Regions from separate parts of the Homo sapiens genome. Here region 2 is linked to region 1. Evidence: chromatin loops called from intact Hi-C (ENCODE). Cell type or tissue: dorsolateral prefrontal cortex. All regions are shown on one strand. Each heading gives the region's core, and the rest is flanking DNA. Links, peaks and the distances in the headings are about the cores only. Region 1 overlaps LOC105378847 (a long non-coding RNA gene). Region 2 overlaps LOC107985744 (a long non-coding RNA gene).

What was found. A loop is a pair of places that touch in the nucleus more often than their neighbours do. Peaks named below come from ENCODE experiments on the same cell type or tissue, not always from the same donor. Only the 100,000 strongest peaks of a DNase experiment are listed, where the experiment ranks them.
Region 2: it touches region 1 in a loop (8-fold over the local background); 26 of 110 quality-filtered maps call a loop at or near these places.

The regions. Positions count from the first base shown.
Region 1 is chr1:89,983,610-89,992,014 of GRCh38, forward strand. LOC105378847 (a long non-coding RNA gene) reads left to right here. Exons shown (of 3, transcript XR_001738142.2): 3 at 68-3,209. It also overlaps the pseudogene RN7SKP272. Among named protein-coding and RNA genes, the nearest start is that of ZNF326, 7.3 kb to the right of the region's middle. In dorsolateral prefrontal cortex, for the core only: a CTCF peak has its summit at 3,792 (motif pointing left); a DNase peak (open chromatin) is centred at 3,788; H3K27ac peaks cover 1,950 bases.
Region 2 is chr1:89,777,220-89,785,624 of GRCh38, forward strand. The region is part of intron 1 of LOC107985744 (a long non-coding RNA gene); the gene reads left to right. Among named protein-coding and RNA genes, the nearest start is that of LRRC8D, 40 kb to the right of the region's middle. In dorsolateral prefrontal cortex, for the core only: a CTCF peak has its summit at 3,643 (motif pointing right); no DNase peak of the experiment used is centred there.

The DNA.
Region 1 (8,405 bases), core at 190-8,189:
TAATTACGGTTTTGTAGACTGTCTCTCACTTGGGATTTTTTTATTTTTATTTTTTTCTCATTATTAGACTGGGGTGATTGGTTTCGTGAAGAGGACCGCAAAGGTAAGGTGCCATTTTTATCACATGAAGTCAAGAGCACATTCATACTATGTATAGATAGTACATACTATCAGTATGACTGTTGACCCTGACTTCAATCACCTGATTGAGCTAGAGTTTACCAGGTTTCTCCAATGTATGATCACTTGTCCTCTCCCCCTTTCCTTATTATACTTTTGTGTCCGGAATTGGTGGGTTCTTGGTCTCACTGACTTCAAGAATCAAGCTGCGGACCCTCACGGTGAGTGTTACAGCTCTTGAGGTGGTGCGTCTGGAGTTTGTTCCTTCTGATGTTAGGATGTGTTCGGAGTTTCTTCCTTCTGGTGGGTTCGTGGTCTCGCTGGCTCAGGAGTGAAGCTGCAGACCTTCGCGGTGAGTGTGACAGCTCATAAAGGCAGTGTGGACCCAAAGAGGGAGCAGCAGCTGGATTTATTGCAAAGAGTGAAAGAACAAAGAGTCCACAGTGTGGAAGGCAACCCCAGCGGGTTGCCACTGCTGGCTCGGGCAGCCTGCTTTTATTCTCTTATCTGGCCCCACCCACATCCTGCTGATTGGTCCATTTTACAGAGAGCGGAGTGGTCTGTTTTGACAGGGTGCTGATTGGTGCGTTTACAATCCCTGAGCTAGACACAAAGGTTCTCCACGTCCCCACTAGATTAGCTAGATACAGAGTGTGGACAAAAAGGTTCTCCAAGTCCCCACCAGAGTAGCTAGATACAGAGTGTGGATTGGTGCATTCACAAACCCTGAGCTAGACACAGGGTGCTGATTGGTGTGTTTACAAACCTTGAGCTAGATACAGAGTGCTGATTGGTGTATTTACAATCCCTTAGCTAGACATAAAGGTTCTCCAAGTCCCCACCAGAGTCAGGAGCCTAGCTGGCTTCACCCAGTGGATCCTGCAGTGGGGGGCTGCAGGTGGAGCTGCCTGCCCGTCCCGCAACGTGCGCCCGCACTCCTCAGCCCTTGGGTGGTTGATGGGACTGGGTGCCATAGAGCAGGGGGCTGCGCTCCTCGGGGAGGCTCGGTCCGCACAGGAGCCCACGGAGCTTGGGGAGGCTCAGGCATGGCGGGCTGCAGGTCCCAAGCCCTGCCTGGTGGGAAGGCAGCTAAGGCCCTGCGAGAAATTGAGCACAGCAGCTGCTGGCCCAGGTGCTAAGCCCCTCACTGCCCGGGCCGGTGGGTCCGGCTGGCGGCTCCGAGTGCGGGGTCCGCCTAGCCCACGCCCACCCGGAACTCGCGCTGGCCCGCAAGCACCACGCGCAGCCCTGGTTCCCGCCCGCGCCTCTCCCTCCACACCTCCCTGCAAGCTGAGGGAGCCGGCTCCGGCCTTGGCCAGCCCAGAAAGGGGCTCCCACAGTGCAGCAGCGGGCTGAAGGGCTCCTCAAGTGCCGCCAAAGTGGGAGCCCAGGCAGAGGAGGCGCAGAGAGCAAGCGATGGCTGTGAGGACTGCCAGCACGCTGTCACCTCTCACTTTTTGGAAGGAATTATGTAGATTTTTAACTTCTAAAGTCAACCTATAAAAAAAGTAGAAAATAGTTTTTTATGATGGCAGTACACAATACAAATATTAACCATTTTGTTAGTTGTAAAGTATAGCTGACAAAAATGTAAGAGAGAAGAAAAGTGCAGGAATGGGAAGGGGAGCCACTACATTTTATAGAACAGAAAGCCAGAGATATGCTATTAAAAATCAATAGAAATTTGAGTACTTATTTAAAAATATAAAAGTTTAGTTCCAAAAGAGGAAATAAAATATATGATTACTGTTTTAAACATTGGGAAGAGGAGGGTAATATGAGACGTGCTCATTTTTATACTGTGAAATTAACGCTATTGATTAAAGTTGGTAAACCAAGAAGAGCAATATAGAGTGCAATGGAAGTAAACACCAAGTGATCTCATACCAGATGAAACAAGGAAGTTTTTCTCTGCAGAAGAACTGGAGCTGAGCAAGAAGGGGAGGGAGGAAAGGCTATTGCTTTTCAATGGAAATTATTTTATACAATGTGATTTATTACCACATGCACAAATTATTTGCTTTAAACAAGAGATGATGTATAGGGTAGTACCAGGACTCCTACTGGACAACCTGGTATGACCCTTTTTTTGGGTAGCACCCAGCTTCAGTTATACAAGCAAACCAGCGAACTGCAAAACCTTCATCCATACAAACCACATTACAACGTGGTGTTTTGTTGGAACCTCACTTGTGAGATAGTCAAAGGAGCAACCCTCTTAGGTCTTTGATTTGTAGGAAAGGCATTAAAAAAAGAACTTCCTTTGTTTCCCTGGGATTAAAGATTAGGAAGATTTCAGTTGCAAAAAAAAAAAAAAAAAAAAAAGAAATTGGCTGAAAGAGGTGTCCAATTGTCTCTGGTTGCAAAGTATTGGCAATCAGTGGAAATCCTCTGTGTGTTTCCTGTGTTTAGCATTTATATAACATGTTTCAAGTTTAAAAGCCCTTTACTGTCATTAGCTAATTATCTCCCAAGGGCTGCAGGGTAGTTAGAGGAAATGTTGGAATCAAGCCAGTTTTTAGAGCTGTAAGTTGTATACACACATACAACTGTGGCAGCCCTGATTCAGGGTGTAGTTGTTACACCATTTCCCACACATAGATCAATCAGTTAGTGTGTGGTTATTCAATCTCTGAAGTTCTTTTTCTAGACTTGACATTTTCTTCTCAAGAGGTACAAGTTACTGAAACAGAAGAGCACTTATTCTAATAGCACCTCTCCTAAGTGTCTTGAAAATAAACATTGTTGATAGTTTTAGGTTCATCATCAAATCAGAATCCCTGAAGTGAGGCCTGAGTTTGGCGATGGAGATGTGCCCTGGGTGATTCCAATGAAGAGCCACTATCAAGAACCACGGACTTAAATGGCCAATAGAGGTTCCCCACACCCACCATCAATAACTATATCTCCAAAAAGAATGAAACACAATATGTGGCTACAGAGAACTTTTCATAAACGCTACCCATTAATAAATATTAAATCTTGTTTTGTGCCAAATATATATTTTACATTATCAAAGTGCTCAAGAAATTTGGAGGATACAGAAAAATAAAAATGCATGTATATCTAAAAAGTCATCACAAAGAGAATCACTGTTCATGTTTCTTCTTTCCATTTTATTTCAATGCTTTGTCTTTTCTTTTTCTTTTCTTTTCTTTCTTTTTTTTTTTTTTGAGACAGGGTCTCACTCTGTTATCCAGGCTGGAGTGCAGCTGCGCATTCACAGTTCACTACAACCTCGAGCTCACAGACTCAAGCGATCCTCCCGCCTTAGCTTCCCAAGTAGGATAGCTGGGCACACACCATCATGCCAGGTTTGCTTTGTCTTTTAAGAAAATTTATTGACATAGCAGTTATCAGATTTCATATTGGCTCCATACACCAATAGACCTAAGCAGTTTTGTATCTTGCTTTTCAAATTTGCCATTATAATAAGCATTTTTCACTGTTTCATGCTTTAAAAGTCATCTCTGAAAATGAAATGAGGCAAACAGGAACATTTCTATCCGTGATTACACCAAAATAGAAATACAGGTACTTGCAGAGCACAGGCCAACAATATTCTCTGCTTTGGTGTCCATTTAGAATCCTTCAGATCAGCAGGAACTAGAACTTGAACTCAATTTCTGTAGCCACATTCTGACTACATTTGGTGTGTGATGCCCTCTACTGGCTATTCTAGGATGGTGCCTTTTCCGTTTGTAAACTGTGTAAGGACTCTAAAGAAGGGGGTTTAGATTGTGTCCATGCATGTTTGAATGTTCTGTGTCTGTATTTTTATTTATAGGTGTTGCCTTCATGTAGAATTGAAGCTATATGAATACAGGAGCCGGCTGTGTGTCTGTTTCCTTTTTTTTCATTCAAGAAACATTTTAAAAAATCTAACACATGCCAGGTATGGTGCTAGGAGGCTGGAGACACAAAGATGAAATCTCCACCTTCAAGTGGCTCATTATCTTAACTACTGGGAGAGACACAGTCAGGCAGGGGAACCTACTCAACATGCCTTGAGTATTCCAGCAGAAGAACTTGATTCTCTGTAGACCATGGTCTTTCTCCATCTAGAGAAATCATCCTCTCCAGTAAAGTGTCCAGATTTTGGAAAAACACATGTGGCAGAGCCAGGAAGAAATGGGACACCATCTTAACAGGGCAGATCCAGCAAATCAGTTCTGGCAATCAGTGGGGTTGACATGTCACAGCCAGCTTGCTGTCAATATACTTGGTAAATTAAAATTTATGATGGAGTGTAACACAAAAGTAAGATAAAATGAATGGCAATAATTCAGAGTTGTAACTGAGTTCCTATAAGGGAATATACTTCATTTTCCAGAAAAGTGTACTTTATATAATATGTAACCAATGAAGGAAGGTATCAATTACATTTTGAAAGCACTTTGTATTTGGAACTTTACCTTGCTTTCTGGGAAAAGAAATTCATATAAAATGAACCAGTTTTTTTTTTTTAATCTGAGGAAGACCTGGAGCATAGGACAAAGCATTTGATCACTTACATAGTTACCTTATATGTATTAATAGTTCTGTTTGACCGCATTATGCACAATTATATAAAAATCCTCTATAGATTAGCAAAGTCTTTTTTTTCAAACCTGAGGACTCTGATGATGGTATTGGCTCTACAAGGTTGGCTCCATACACCAATAGACCTAAGCATGACTAAACAATATTTATCATAAATATGAAGCCAGCAATTGCTGGTTGTATGGTCTTGAGTGAGTTACTTAACTTCTCTTCAGTTTTCCTTGTTTGGGAAAGGGTATAACCTACCTTATTGTAAAGAAATGGGCTTGTAAAGTATCCATCAGAATTCCTCAGTAGAGCACAGTAGGTACATCAAAATGACAGAGATGCAAGCTTAAGCCCTGGAGCCAGGCTGACTGGGTTTGAATCTTGGTGCTACACTTCATTAGCTTTGTGACTTTGAACAAATCTTTACTTTTCTGGGTCAGTTTCCTCATTGATAAATTAAGGATGATTATAATACCTACAATCATAGCATTGTTGAGCAGATAAAATGAGTTAACACCTGTAAAGTGCTTCGGAACATTTATGAACATATAGGCCTTAATAAAGGTTAATTGTAATTTATATTGCTATTCCTTTCAGCTTTTAGAGACACTTGCATCTTTTTGTAGTTCTATATTAAAACCAGGGAGAGACATCTTCCCGTGTATAAAATAACATTTCATTCAATGCTGTCATACCAGCTGTTTTCAGCAGTTTTCCACTATTGTGGCCCTGTAACTAGCTCTTCTTTGATATGACCTCAGATCCTCAGTAGAAATTACTTTAAGTTTGGCTGCTTGGCTGTACCATAGTAATTGTAATTGTTAGCTCTTGACTTCCTTCTCTAAGCCTCTATGGATTCCCTAAAGAACATGGAGGAAGATGGCCGGGCGCGGTGGCTCAAGCCCGTAATCTCAGCACTTTAGGAGGCCGAGGCGGGAGGATCATGAGGTCAGGAGATCGAGACCATCCTGGCTAACACAGTGAAACCTCGTCCCTACGAATAATACAAAAAATTAGCTGGGCGTGGCGGCGGGCGCCTGTAGTCCCAGCTACTCGGGGAGGGGGCTGAGGCAGGAGACTGGCGTGAACCCGGGAGGCTGAGCTTGCAGTGAGCGGAGAGCGCGCCACGCACTCCAGCTTGGGCTGCAGAGAAAAACAAACAAACAAACAAAACAAAACAAGAACAAAAAAAGAACACGGAGGAAGAATTATTTGGCGGCAAATTAGGAAAGCATCGTGTAATCAAGACTCTCCTTTGCAATGCTATTGTCACCTTCTCTCCAAAGTAATTGTACAACAGTGATTTTCTGCAGAAGAAGCTCTGAGACCTCATTTCAGTCTAAGTTTTTTCATCATTTGGTTGATGCTCCTCCCCTTCAACATACATAGTGACAATGTGCTATGTACAGGCCATACAAAGGGTTGCAAAGAAGGGTCTCCACACTCAAAGAGTGTGAACAAGAAGCAAGGCAAGGATATAACTAATTCACTCACTAATTATAGCAAAAATCCAGCTGTGATAACCACTTATAAGGTTACAGAGAGTGAAGGGGATTCTGATTAAGAACTTCGGGAGAGGTTTACAAAGAAGCAACATTTATACTGAGCCTGAAGAATGGCAAAGGAAGAGAGGAAACATGATAGAGGCAGAGAGTTCAACATGAGCAAAGTCCGGGAAAGTGAAAATACACAGCTTGTTCGGGGAACAGCAGATGGGCCTGTGTTGTTAGAGCAGAAGGAATGTAGGCAGGTGGTTAGGAGATGAGGAACAAAGGTCCCTGGCTCCTCAGGGAGTCCACTCACTTAGTTCTTCTCAGGTTCCAGGGTGGGGCTTCTCTGACAACTCCCTCAGGATCAGGTCCTAGGTGTAACCTCACATTTCCTCCTTCTCCCAGAAGTCTTCTCTTGACTTCAGCCCTATATCCTTTTACATCTTCACATAAAAAGCCCTATTCTTTTTTATTTTACTTCGGACTTTGCCGGTCTGGCATTATTTACCTGCCATCTGTTGTAAAATATATGGAAGATGAAATGGCATGAGACTTTGTACAAAGCATTGGCCCTTTAAGATAAAAATCTGCGCCTAACAAAGTAAGAACAGGACAGGCAGCCTAGCTAGACTGTGGGGGGTAGGGGGTGGGAGAGAGATAACTGTGAAGTGAGAAAATGATGCTTGGTACATAGTTGGTGTTCAGTCAATATTCGTTTAATAAATGAATTAGGAGACAGCTGGATAGTCTCATGTATTGTGAGATATCTCTGCGGTATGGCCATCTGCCTCTGGAACAGCACCTCCTATTTGGGAAAGAGGAGGGAAACAGGAAGGAAAGGGAGAAAATATATGTGTATTGTGGCTTTCCATGCATTTGTGCCAAGGTCAGGTTTGTTTCTAAGTTAGGAATTCCTTGTCTGGCAGTCTTCTCTTTTAGGGAAGAGGGGCGTGTGTGTGTATGTGTGTGTGCACACACATACACACATGACACACAAATACAATGACCCAATATTTATTCCCTTCTAGTCATGCCAACACCTAAAGACCTCAGGCTACAAAATCATTTCTTTGCCAGAGGAAAACGGGGGGAAAATTATAAGAAAAAAAAGCTAAAAACATTCAGTGAGAACTCAGTTTTCTTGGTAAACATATATATTTGGCACTTAAGATGCAAAGAAGTCTTGATTCTAATCCCAAAGAGCTTTTAATGTGGGAAGACATAAAGCCAGGGTATTTAATGCATGGGAGATAGTGCAGTCACAGAACCCAAGGCCTTCCTACTCCACGTGTGGCTCCACCAGCGGCAGCATCTCCTGGAAGTTTGTTAGAAATACAGACTGTCCAGTTCCACCCAAGACTGACTGAATGTGATTTTTGTCTTAACAAGTCCCTAGGTGAATCATTTGCATGCTAAATATTTGAGAAGTACTGACCCAGGGGGTGGGGTTGGGATCTGGGACTGATTCTTACAGGAAATAAATCCTGAGCTGTGTTTTGAAGATGAGTACGGTTAACCAGGTGGTGTTCCAAGCAGAGGAAACAACATAAGCAAAAGTTCAGTGGTATGAAAAAGCACAGGGGTGTTTTGGGAACCTGTCGCCTAAAATTGGTAATCAAAAGAGAGAGTGTGGGAGAGAGGAGGCAAGGGAAATGCAGAGAGATGACGCAGTTCAGGCAGTGGCCAGATCCTGCTGCATGTGTTCTAGGGTAAGGAGATTTGACTACACCTAATCCTTGACAGAGACGCATGATGACATGTTGAGATTTGCATTTAGATCACTGCAACCCTGAGGAGGCTGAAAGACAGAGAGATTAATTAGGAAGCTGAGGCAATAGTTTTGGAGAGAGATAATGAGAGTCTAAACTTAGGTTGTGGCAGTGGGGATGAAGAGGAGGGGGCAGGTTTAAGATATTTTAGGCACTAATAAACAGATGAAAGACTTCAGAATGGATTGGAGGTGGGAGGATGAGGGAGGGCTGAGTTTTGACTAGATGACTCGTAAGCTGGGATTAGTGTGTGGCTGTTCATGATGCCACTAACAGAGATGAAAGGATACAGGAGGACGAACAGGTTTGAAATTATGAGTTCAGTTTTCAAAATGTTCAGCTTAGGTGAATATAAAACATGTATAGATGGTCTCTGACTTACTATGGTTTGACTTTATAGCTGTGTGAAAGTGACGTGCATTTAGTAGAAACTATAATCCAATTTTGAATTTTGATCTTTTTGCAGGCTAGTGACATGAAGTAGGATACTCTTTTC
Region 2 (8,405 bases), core at 105-8,104, 210 kb before region 1:
TCCAAGTCTTTGCTATTGTGAATAGTGCCACAATAAACGTACGTGTGCATGTGTCTTTATAGCAGCATGATTTATAGTCCTTTGGGTATATACCCAGTAATGGGATGGCTGGGTCAAATGGTATTTCTAGTTCTAGATCCCTGAGGAATCGCCACACTGACTTCCACAATGGTTGAACGAGTTTACAGTCCCACTAACAGTGTAAAAGTGTTCCTATTTACCCACATCCTCTCCAGCACTTGTTGTTTCCTGACTTTTTAATGATTGCCATTCTAACTGGTGTGATATGGTATCTCATTGTGGTTTTGATTTGCATTTCTCTGATGACCAGTGATGGTGAGCATTTTTTCATGTGTTTTTAGTTATATTTTTGAGTTTTAGGTGTTCTTCATATATTCCAGATATTAATACTTTATCAGATATGTGCTTTGCAAATATTTCCCCCCACCTAGTAGGTTGTATTTTTGCTTTTAAAGTATCCTTTGATACACACAAGAAAAGTTGTATCCTTTGATTCACAGAAGACTTTTTTTTTTTTTTTTTTTTTTGAGACGGAGTCTCGCCCCGTCACCAGGCTGGGGTGCAGTGGTGCAATCTCGGGTCACTGGAACCTCCACCTCCCGGGTTCAAGTGATGCTTCTGCCTCAGCCTCCCGAGTAGCTGGGATTACAGGCACACGCCACCACACCCAGCTAATTTTTGTATTTTTAGTAGAGACACGATTGTTGGCCAGGATGGTCTCAATCTCCTGACCTCGTGATCTGTCTGCCTTGGCCTCCCAAAATTCTGGGATTACAGGCATGAGCCACTGCGCCCAGCCTTGATTTAATTTCCTACTCTGTGTCTAACATCACATAAAGGATTGTCCAAACAGCAGAATTTGTGTATAGCTCTTTTATATGTGAAAATCTCAGACTAAATAGTTTTATTTACAATAGCCCAAAATTGTAAACAACCCAAATGTTCACCGGTAATAGAATAGATGAATAAACTGTGGAATATTGAAACAGTGGAACAAGGCAGTAATAAAAAAGAATGCAGCCCTACGTTAAGTACAAACATGGATGAATCTCATTGACATACTGATAAGAAAGGAGGCCAGACACAAAACTATACATATATTATGTTTCCTTTTAGTATTAAGTTAGAGAGCAGGCAACACAAATCTATGGTTATAGAAGTCAGGTCTGTGGTTACATGAAGTGGGATATTGAGAAGAGACATAAGAGAGACAAAGAAGCCTTCTGAGCTGTTGGAAATATATCTTGATCTAGGCAGTGGCTACATGGGTGTGTGTGTGTGTGTGTGTGTAAATTCATCAAGTTTACACAGGATTTGTACACTTTGCTGTTTATATATTATACCTCAATTTAAAATATTTTTAAATCTCTGGCTAATGGTGAGGTTCACAGAGTTCATGTTAGTATATCATCATAGTGATTTTTCTCATCAGAATATAGTCTGGCCTCTTTGGGAAGTTTTCAAATGATAACTGAGTTTAATCAATCAGCAGCAAACAAAGGCTCTTTAACAGTCACAGAGTCGGCCGGGCACGGTGGCTTACACCTGTAATCCCAGCACTTTGGGAGGCTGAGGCTGGTGGATCACCTGAGGTCAGGAGTTCAAGATCAGCCTGGCCAACGTGGTGAAACCCTGTCTCTACTAAAAATAAAAAATTAGCCAGGCATGGCGGCAGACACCTGTAATCCCAGCTACTCAGGAGGCTGAGGCTGGAGAATTGCTTGAACCCAGGAGGTGGAAGTTGCAGTGAGCCAAGATCGCGCCATTGCACTCCAGCCTGGGCCACAAGAGCAAAACTCCGTCTCAAAAAAAAAAAAAAAATGAAAAAGTCACGGAGTCTTGGAAATTTGCTTGTCGCAGAAAGAGTTTTCTTGAGGACTAGAGAGAAGGGTAGTAAATCATGTGCTTCTATATTGATGTTATATTCACAAAATAAATATAGATTGCCTGGAAAAAATCAGCAAGTAATGAAGTAGGATGCTTTGATTGCTGTAGTATTTGAAACTATACCCTGATGGTTGCTCAGAGATGAGAGTTGTTGCTAAGATATTTTAGATACCAGGAAAAGAGATTGAAAAAGATTATGAGCACGAAAGCAGATTTTTTAAAAAAATACAAGTTCAAGTGTGTGTTGTTTTGACGCAGACTCAGAAGTGAAATTGGGAAGGCACAAAGTGATAGCATTGGGCTTCAATCTGTTCACTGACTATTCCCTCAGTAAAGAATTGAAGTTGTGGAAATGATCCCTGTCACACAGGCTATCTGAAGCAAATTAGATTTTTAAAAATCATATAGGTGGAGACCGAGGTGGCTAGAAATATCAATCATCACTCTAGGTCAATGGAGTAGGGAGATGATTAGCCCCTGGGCTGCAAGAGTGAGTGGGAAGATCAGGCAATTCTGGACAAGATTATCACACCCTAGAAGATTAGACTAATATTCAAAATTAAATTTATAAAATGGCCCACCAAAAATAGGATGAAAAACAGTAAAGATGGGGGCGGGCGGTTGCATGTTTGGTTCAATTCATCTTGGGTCCTGAGACAAGATGGAAAATGAATCACTAAGTAAAAGTGCAGTAGAAAAAGCACTAAGACTTTCCAAATGGAAAAACATACTTGAGCAACGTGTGCTATTTCAAAAGTTTTCAAGATACTGTAATAAGTTAACAAAAGTATGACAAAGAAAAATGTATAGTATTCAAGAGCCAAAAGTTATACTCTATAAGCATATATATCATGTTTTCCTCACTGAGTAGAAGGATATTTTCTTCTTTAAGAAGCATTAATTTTTCTTTTTTTTTTTTGAGACAGAGTCTCACTCTGTCACCAGGCTAGAGTGCAATGGCGCAATCTCAGCTCACTGCAACCTCCGCCTCCTGGGTTCAAGCAATTCTCCTGTCTCAGCCTCCCGAGTAGCTGGAACTACAGGCATGCGCCACCACGCCCAGCTAATTTTTGTATTTTTAGTAGAGACAGTGTTTCACTATGTTGGCCAGGATGGTCATGATCTCTTGACCTCGTGATCCGCCCACCTCAGCCTCCCAAAGTTCTGGATTACAGGCGTGAGCCACCGCGCCCAGCCAAAGCATTAATTTTTAAAGGCATTAGAAATTCAACTTTCATTAAGCAAGCAGTATGCAATAGATGTGGAAGTCCTCAGGCACTATGCTATGATTTGAATACTATCTAAATTTCAGGAAAGAGCCCCCATCCCATATCTTTAAAGTGAATTATTTAAAAATTGGAAATTAACCTTTTTTAACAAAAGATTACAGGAATAACTGTATACATATTTTCACATATGTAATTTCCAGTGTCATTATAAAGGGATCTGAATAGGTGCTAACATCAACAATAGGGATCAAAAAAGAGCTGAGCTTCAGTGCCACGACGACATTCCAATGTGTTGTCTGTTTTTGAATTGAACAAGCAGTAAAGGTTATAAAGTGTCTATCTATTTCAAAAAGATCATGAGAAACAGGACTGACCCCGCCTGTCCCTGACAGCTTATGCATTATATGGTTTTTCATTCCAGCATTCAATGATTTCAAGTGTCTCACACACAGAGTTGATTATTCATAGTGCTCATACAACCAACAGATGGCAGAATTGGCCATGTTGTTATTCTATGATGACTACAAATCTAGATCTATATCAAGCAGGATAGTTTTTTTTTTTTTTTAGACAAGATCTCACTCTGTCACTTAGGCTGGAGTGCAGTGGCGCCATCATGCCTCACTGCAGATTTGACCTCCTGGGCTCAAGCAATCCTCCCACCTCAGCCTCCTGAACACATGCCACCACACCCAGCTAATTTTTTTAATTTTTTTGTAGAGATGAGGTCTCACTATGCTGCCCAGGCTTGTCTTTAACTCCTAGCCTAAGTAATCCTTTCATTTTGACTTCCCAGAATGCTGGAATTATAGGCATGAGCCACCTTGTCAGGCCAGATTTTTTTCTTAAAATTGTTGTGGCCGAGTGCAGTGGTACATGCCTATTGTTCTAGCTATTCAGGAGGCTAAGGTGGGAGAATCACATGAGTCCAGGTGTTTGAGGCCAGCCTGGGCAATATGGCAAGACCTCGACTCTAAAAATGTATAATAATAATAAAGATGGTTGCGTATCCCCCTAGGAATCAGAATGTCTTACACATACACATCCATATACTCTTGCTCTTTCCAATTTTAAAGTATGTTTCTGGGCTTTTTTCCCTAAAACATACCAAAAGAAAGGATCTCACCTTCAACTATTACTGCATGGTAACAGCACAGTCAGTTCAAGAAAAGACAGAGCTCATGAGCTGTTTTTTTTTTTTTTCTTTTCTCACAACACATCTGGCACCAAATGAGATTTTTCCTCCCACCAACCAATTCTCCAACTCTCCAGACAACAACTGGCTGTTGTACAATTCAATTCAATTCTGACACTAACTGCCAGAGTTGGTGTCAGATGCTAAAAGTGAAAGGGCTCAGTTCCACAAAACTGTCTCCACATCAGACTTCAGATGCCAATCACAAGTCCAGGACATCTGGGCTTCTGACCCACCAGCTACAGATCAGGGGTTCCCACAACCCCCTCCTAGAACAGCTCACAGAACTTAGTTAAACACTTTACATATTAGTACCAGTTTATTATAAACTCAGAAACAGCCAAACTCAGAAACAGCCAAATGGAAAAGACGCACAAGTCGAGGTGTGGGGGTGGTGCGTGGAGTTTCCTCTGGCACCCTCCCAGCACCTTGATGTGGTCACCAAGTATTTAGGGGGTTTTATGGAGGTTTCATCATGTCGGCATGATTGATTATTAACTGAAGCCCTAGCTTCTCTCCCTTGGAGGATGGGACTGAATTTTCCAAGTTTCTCATCAAGACTGGGTCTTCCTGGCAACCAACCTCAATCCCAAAGTTATAAAGGAGCCCAGCAAGAGTTGCCTCATTAGAACAAAGATGCTCTTATCACTCAGAGAATTACTAGAGCTTTAGGAGCTCTATGCCAGGAACCAGAAACAAATACATATTTCTCTGGGTTCTTTCTTTATACATATCTCATTTTAAAAAGGCAGCTCTTCCAATAAAGAAAAGTTCAGAATCAGCATAAACTATCATCAGCCTTTCTGTTGCAGTATAACTGCTGGACTTTCCTCATTTCCCAAAGTGACCCTAAAATCAATCAGACCTGACCTGGGGCCAGATCAGACTTCCCTGAGCTCGGATTCTCTGGGCCCAAATTGTGGTTCCAAACAGCTCCAGCCCACAGTCTCCTCTCTGCCCTTCATCACCTCCTAGGTACATGTGAGAGACTCAGATCTATGGTTTTACATCTGTTCTAAAGGGAATTCAACTCATCCCAGGGGTTGGTTCACACACATAAAAACAAGGAAACTAAGCTCCTAATTAACATGTGCATATTATTTGTCTTCCACTTCTTGCAGGATCACGGGATCAAATGCTATATATATATGAGTAGCTTCTGCAATGCCAGGAATCTCATGACCCCCTCTCCACTGGCAAAAATAATATTAATAGCTAGCCCTTATTGAGCATTCACTATGTGTCAGACACTGTTCTAAATACTTTAGAATAGTGCACTGCACTTATTCATTCAGCAAGTTTTTAGTGAGTGCCACTCTTTGCCAGGCACAGTCCTAAACACTGGGGCTAGAGCAGTAAGTGAATAAAAATACATGCCTTCACAGAGCGTATAGCCTAATGAGAGAAGAAAAATAATAAACAAAGTAAATAAACTATATAGTATATTGGAAAGTTATAAGCCTGTAACTGAACACAGTTTCAGTCACTGCTTGCAGAGTCCAATTAACAAGAGCGAGGTATGGTAGGGGAAAATTGACTTTATTTCCAAAGTTGGCTAAGGGGAAGTGGCTGGATTCCTATCCAAAGCAACCAGTTTGAATTTTGAGGTGGAAAGGCAAGCGTTTAAAAAGGGAAGACCTGATATGGAAGGGATGCAGGAATTGCACTGAGTTTTATTCCAGTGGCTATCTTGGGTCCCGGTCCACCTGGAGTGTGGGCTGGCGTTCATCTCAACAATGGCCAGGTTGTTGATTAGCCACCTTGAGGTAATCTCTGGAATTCTGCAGCTGGGTCTCCAGGCTTGATCTGTCTCTCTCAGGATTTGTCCCTGGAACTTCTAAGTAGGCACCTAGTTAGATACTAACATATAGTTAGATAAATGTGAAGGGCGTGTATACGGTGAGAAAGGGAGGGATGGGGAGTCTATTTTAAGGCTAAGGGAAAAGGCTTCTGCAGTTTGCTTCAAGGTTACATCTTGAAACCCAAGAGAAAGGAAAAAAAATTTTAAAATGCATTTTGAAGTTAAGCTGCCCCTTTACAGGCCCATACAGAAAACGATGCAGGTAACAGGGATAGGGTGTGCTGGTGTAGGATGAGGGACAATTGCCATTCAAATAGAGTGATCAGGAACCTCAGGGAAAAGATGGCATATGAGCAAAGAGTCAATGCAAAAGGCCTGGGGCCCGAGCTTTACTGGCATGGTCAAAAAGGATGCAGTGTAGCTGAAGTGGAGTGAACAAGGGACAGAGTCACAGGAGGTGAGGCTGAAGAAGTAAGGACAGGGTGGTTGGGCAGATTATGAAGTCTTTTATGTCATTGTAAGGAATCTGACCTCGACCAGGCGTGGTGGCTCACACCTGTAATTTCAGCACTTTGGGAGGCTGAGGCAGGTGGATCACTTGAGCTCACGAGTTTGAGATCAGCCTGGGCAACACGGCAAAACCCTGTCTCTACCAAAAATACAAAAAATTAGCCAGACATGGTGGCACGCACTTATAGTCCCAGCTACTCAGGAGGCAGAGGAAGGATGGATTGAGCCTGGGAAGTGGAGGCTGGAGTAAGCTGAAATTGCACCACTGCACTCCAGCCAGGGTGATAGAGCCAGACCTTGTCTTAAAAAAAAAAAAAAAAAGGAATTTGACATTTACTTTGAGTGGAAAGGAAAGCTATGGAGTGTCTTGATCTAATTTATGTTCTAACAGAGTCTTTGCAGCTCCCATGTTGAGCAGAGACTGCAGAGTTAAGGATATAAACAAGGAGACCATTTAGGGGGCTATTATAACAACCCAGGTAAGATATTGTCTTAGATCTGGATCCTTGGAAACTAACTCTGAGATGAGCAATTACATCCACAGGGTTATAGAGCGTGCTCTTGGGAGATACTTGTGTCAGGACTTGAGGAAAGCATAATAGGTCAGAGAGAGAAGCTGACCTGAAAGATGGTGGCATCTGACGCCTCAGCCAATCCTATGGGGAGCCCTGGAGCTGGGATGGCCCTTCAGAGTTGTCCAAAATTAGGTTAGTTTTCCATGGCTGCTATAACAAATTACCACAAGCTTGGTGGCTTAAAACAACAGAAGTGTATTATTTTACAATTCTAAATAACAGAATTGTAAGAGCCCGAAATGAGTCTCATGGGACTAGTAAGGTGTCAGCAGAGCTGCATTCTGCTAGAGACTTGAGAGGGAGGATCTGTTTCCCTGCCTTTTCCTGCTGTTAGAAGCTTAGAAGCTGCCTGCATTGCACCTTTTAGAGGCCAACTGAATCCCAGCAATTGCCATCACATCAACACATCTCTTCCTCTGACTCTGACTCCTGCCTCCCTCTTTCATTTACATGGAGGCTTGTGATTACATTGGGCCCACCCAAATGATCCAGGACAATCTCTACATCAGAACGTCAACTGGTTAGCAACCTTACTTCCCCTTGCCATGTAACCTAACACATTCACAGGTCTGGGGATTAAGCTATCATTCTGTCTACCACAGGCAAGGTGGCCAGGTGTTCGTATCCATACATTGGCCAGGCTTTGGTGGGGGGCTGCCCCTTGGGAGAGCAAGGCAGTTCTCAGCCAAGGCAATCCCCATGAGGGACACACCTGTATGCCTTTGACAGCCAACATTCCCAGCAGGTGGAGGACAGGGACCTCAGCTCTGAAGAGGATACCTGGGAGGAATGACCAATATGGTAATCACTGTAGCACAAAGCAATTGGATGTTGGATCTATTTTGAAATTAGATTCAGCAGGATTTGCTGATGAGAAAAAAGGTCTCAAGGATACTCCATGATTTAGGGACTGAACAATGGAAAACTAGATCTGCTGTTAATTAGACAAAAAACACTGAATCAGTACTGCCTCATTTAATCCTTAAGATTAAACTGAGGAGAGTACTTTTATTTACTTCATAATACAGTCGAGGAGATTGAGGCACAAAGATGTAAAGAAACCCGTCCAAGGCCACTCAGTGAACAAGTGACAAAGCCAGGATTTGAACGATTTGAACCCAGCCAGTGCCCCCCAAAACACTCCGTTTTATCATTTTAAAATGATAACGGAACCCTTTCTATAAAAT